Linked DNA regions of Mus musculus: region 1 is linked to region 2. A link is a loop called in an ENCODE intact Hi-C map of the cell type or tissue named here. Cell type or tissue: heart. All regions are shown on one strand.

Region 1 (2,500 bases), 440 kb before region 2:
GTATAAAAACATATTTGCTTCCGTGTTGGACTGGTTTTACTAAGCAGTGATTAAAAACACTGATCAAAAGGAGGGAAAAGGGGCTCCTTGGACTTCTGGGTCACAGTCTATTGCTGAGGCCACAGTCAAGGAAGAAGCTTGAGCACCAAGTTGGAAGAGAAACTTTGAAAGAACACTGCTCCTACATAGCTGTGTTATACAGCCACCTGCATAGGGATGGTGCCACCCACAGTAGGCTGGGCCCCCTCACATCAATTAGCATCTAAGACATCTCCCATAGACATCCCCACAGGCCAGTCTGATATGAGTAATCTTTAATTGAGACTTCCTTCTCAGGTGACTTTAAATTGTGTTAAGTTGATGGTTAAAGGTAAGTAGGAAATTATCCTAAAAACATTAAAACTATACACCAATTTTATTAATTGACCACAGCTAAAAGACAAAATGTGTTTATATTTCATTGGACATTTTCCAATATAAAAAGAAACAAGTTTTATGTATGCACAAGCATAGGAAGACTATGTAAACATGCTTAGTAAAACAGTCCAACACAGAAGCAAATATGTTTTTATTCTATGGATATGAAGTTCTAGAATAGGCTGATTCATTGGGACCTAGAGCAGAGCAGAGATCAGCAGCAAGGAGGAGAGAAAGGGAAGTTATGTTTAATATATTTAGTTTGTTGAGAGCAGTAGAAACTTTTGGATAAATAATAATGGCGAGAAGATGGCATGTGAACATATTTAGTGTTAGTCACTACCGATATATGGCTAAATGATAACTTATTTATGTTTTACTGCAATGAGAAAACTAAAGAAAAAAAAGTGTGCCACTGCATACTCAAGTGAAGTTTCAACACTTACATACATTGATCACGAGTGTGTGAACTAATGGAACCACACTGGTAAACAGTGTAGTAGCTTATTACTGAGTGTGGTATACCCTGCAAGATGGCTCAGTGGGATAAGTGCATTTGCCCTAAGCTTGGTGACCTGAGTCTATCTCTAGGACCACCATGGAAATGCCAGGGCTATGTGCAAGTCATTGCAGAAGAGACAAGTGAATGGACAGTAAACATGAAAGGAATGGCAAGCGCATGCATGACTTCAGAAGATGGCACAGTAGAGAGCCTCAAATGTTTTTCCTCCATTGGGTAGTAAGGACACAAAGAACAAAGCCAAACCAGCTAATCACAGTATCAGAGATTCTGCAGTACTGGATACAGACACCAGAGGGAGCAATGATCACTGGCTCGTGTAACTAAAACAGAGGACATTCATTCCTGTGAGGCTTCCCTGCATAAAGTGAGCAAGACTGGAACTCAGATGTCATCCGTGGCAGTGAGACAGTAAGAGCAAGCTGTATGCTTTCTACAGCACTCTCATTTTATACTTTAGTTTACACTCATTTTTACACTTACTTTTAGCTACTTTAATTGGGTTTATTTTCCTTTAAAAATTCGAGTATATTTATTTGTTTGAGTATCTTTTCCTGTTCATATATTTTAGGACCATTTAGATAGTGACCCAGAGATTATTTATTTCTGATTATTTTTAAACTTAATTTGACAAGATCTCATGTATGAGGCTGGCCTCAAACTCACTGTGTAGCCGGGATAACCTTGAATTTGTCTCTGCTCTGCAGCGCTGGGGTGACAGGTGTCATCACACACCACCACACCCAGTGCATGTGGTGCTGAAGGTCAAAGCCAGAGCTTTGTGCATCTAAATAAGCGTGCCACCATCTAAGCTGGGATCTCAGTAGATACAAGGACATACGAAGACTGAAAATGAAAGGATGCTGTGGATGGCTGTGAGAGTAACACACACACATACACACACATATGCCACATAGCAAAAAAAAGCCATATATATATACACCATACAACTATTGTAAGAGGTAAAGGATGTTACAGAAGGAGAAAAAGGTCTCTTTTCTAGAGATTTAAGCTGTAAACAATTGAACTTAGCAACGGAGTGCACAGATACAAAGTACACATAGAAAGATTGGTGGAGAAAACATAAAATAAGGAGAAAGGGATCCTACATTCTACATTTCACTTTGAATAATGCTTTTTTTTTTTTTTTTTTTGTAATAAAGAATGGTAAGTGAGCCGGGCAGTGGTGGCGCATGCCTTTAATCCCAGCACTTGGGAGGCAGAGGCAGGTGGATTTCTGAGTTCGAGGCCAGCCTGGTCTACAGAGTAAGTTCCAGGACAGCCAGGGCTACACAGAGAAACCCTGTCTCGAAAAACAAAAACAAAACAAAACAAAAACAAAACAAAACAAAACAAAACAACAAAAAAAAAGAGTGGTAAGTTGACAAGACCTAGGGTGGTACTAACAGCCAGTTCACCCAGTAGATATATGTGGAGCACCCCATATAATAATAATAATAGAACACACATTACTCTCTTAGAGTATTCTTCAGGATAGGCTACATTTTGGATTACAAAACACATCTTAATAAATTGAAGAAGACTTAAGTCGTATCAACTGTC
Region 2 (2,500 bases):
GAACGTTGAAAAGATTACCACAATTTAAATAAAATATTGGTTAATAAAAGGCTATGCTCCTTGGCTTATGACCTGCTAAGCACATTACAATGTGTAATATATATACATATTGAAGTTAAATATTCCTACTAAATGTGATCACATTTGGATCATCATAAAACTTGCCAGTCAAATGAACATGGAGCTAGGGTAGGGACATCTTTTTCATGCTGGTGGCAGGGTTAATGTTTTTGCAATTTTAGTGTGTGTGTGAAGGTTTAAGATATCTGGCTATGAATCAAGTCAATAGGTAAAGGTCCCCATTTGATTTTCTTTTATTTGTCGTGATTTAGAACAGCACAGGGCTTGTGAGTGGCAGGTATTTGGTGACTTTATCATAAATTTTAAGAGATTCGGGCAAGATTTCCCCCTCATGGCATCTCCTGGCACCCTGATCATTAAGGTATTGATAGAATCCTGTTCAAAAGCAGTATGTTGGGCCGCTGAAGCTAGAGAGATGGGATGAACAGATGGGGGTCTTGTCTGTCTATTATCTATTTTTCGAGACAAGGTCTTGTTGGCTAGCCTAGAACTCACCATCTAGACAGGCTGGCCTTGAAACTGCACAAATCATCTTGCTTTTGTCTCCCAGGTGCTGGATTTATAGGTGTGAGCCCTGCTTAATCTGTTTAAGGGTGGCTTAAACCATGCCTAGCTCAATCTGTTCTTGATTTGTGTCTATCCCTGGATGTATTTTCTTCGTAATCCCTTGCAATATTTGGGCACCAGTGTTACATATGCCCCACAACGTGTCGTTGATCCTTTTACCAAAAAGCAAAGGAAAAAAACCCACCTAACTCTGGTGAAGTTCTCGCTCTACAAGGCTGAGCTGTTTGGAGTACATCTTGGCTATCTGCGCAGACCTTGAATAAGCAAACTATTAGTAATAGTTTGGACCTAAAGTTATTGACTTATCAGGCCTTTCAAAGTACTGAACATTTTATTGTATGATGTCACTTGAGCAAACTTCCTACAACCAACAATACAGTCTTTTCTGAAATTACCCTCCTTTACAGCAAACTTCCCAGCTGTCTACATTCATTTTGTGAAGACAGAGGCCGTGTACATTCTGCTTGTTTTTCTTACTGCTACACACTGATGACAGATTGCCTGGAACTGGGTTCCTTACATGCAGTTTTATTCATTTTTCCAAATACCGAGTTAAGATCCTTGCTGGGTTTTTTTTGTTGTGGGAGGCCAGCTAGGTGTCTTACCCAGGAGCGCCCCCTTGTGGCTAGCACATCGGCAGCCATGTGCACAAATCGTCTGATAGCATAGCTTCTTTTTTTTTTTTTTTAATTTATTTTTTTATTAGGTATTTTCCTCGTTTACATTTTCAATGCTATCCCAAAAGTCCCCCATACCCACCCCCCCAATCCCCTACCCACCCACTCCCCTTTTTGGCCCTGGGGTTCCCCTGTACTGGGGCATATAAAGTTTGCAAGTCCAATGGGCCTCTCTTTGTAGTGATGGCCGACTAGGCCATTTTTTGATACATATGCAGCTAGAGACAAGAGCTCCGGGGTACTGGTTAGTTCATATTGTTGTTCCACCTATAGGGTTGCAGTTCCCTTTAGCTCCTTGGGTAATTTCTCTAGCTCCTCCATTGGGGGCCCTGTGATCCATCCAATAGCTGATTGTGATCATCCACTTCTGTGTTTGCTAGGCCCCGGCATAGTCTCACAAGAGACAGTTATATCTGGGTCCTTTCAGCAAAATCTTGCTAGTGTATGCAATGGTGTCAGCGTTTGGAAGCTGATTATGGGATGGATCCCTGCATATGGCAATCACTAGATGGTCCATCCTTTCGTCACAGTTCCAAATTTTGTTTCTGTAACTCCTTCCATGGGTGTTTTGTTCCCATTTCTAAGAAGGGGCAAAGTGTCCACACTTTGGTCTTCGTTCTTCTTGAATTTCATGTGTTTAGCAAATTGTATCTTATATCTTGGGTATCCTAAGTTTCTGGGCTAATATCCACTTATCAGTGAGTACATATTGTGCGAGTTCCTTTGTGATTGGGTTACCTCACTCAGGATGATGCCCTCCAGGTCCATCCATTGATAGCATAGCTTCTTAAATCAGCAGTGACAAACTGATGGTATCTCTCCCTCACTCATGTGCCTTAGCATTTCCCAAAGTGTTCTTCAAGGCTAGGCGGATGAAGGGGATGCTTTGTCTAGTCCATCTCTTTCCATCTTGCTATGACCTCAGAAGATACCTACTCTGTGTGCCATGCTACAAAGGAAACTCAACCATGTTATCTTTGCCTTGCTCTGCAAAGATGGTCCCCAGTGTGGTGACTTGCTCCATATAACCCAGGCTGGCATGTATAAGGATTCATACTTTAGACACAGGCCTTTTCACCCAAAGACCTGTTCATGCATGTGTGGTAGAAATGGCCTTCCAACATTGAAAGCCACTGTTTTTATACGATGGCCATAGAAATGTTTTATAAAGGAAA

Evidence for each region. Hi-C counts contacts between places; a loop is a spot of excess contacts. Peaks named below come from ENCODE experiments on the same cell type or tissue, not always from the same donor. Only the 100,000 strongest peaks of a DNase experiment are listed, where the experiment ranks them.
Region 1: it touches region 2 in a loop (9-fold over the local background); 6 of 42 quality-filtered maps call a loop at or near these places.

Annotation. Positions count from the first base shown.
Region 1 is chr13:63,355,479-63,357,978 of GRCm38, reverse strand. All of the region lies in intron 6 of Fancc (Fanconi anemia, complementation group C), which reads left to right. Among named protein-coding and RNA genes, the nearest start is that of Mir3074-1, 55 kb to the right of the region's middle. In heart, CTCF peaks have their summits at 1,027 and 1,226 (motif pointing right); a DNase peak (open chromatin) is centred at 1,258.
Region 2 is chr13:62,918,567-62,921,066 of GRCm38, reverse strand. No RefSeq gene overlaps it. Among named protein-coding and RNA genes, the nearest start is that of Gm40981, 2.0 kb to the right of the region's middle. In heart, a CTCF peak has its summit at 1,255 (motif pointing left); no DNase peak of the experiment used is centred here.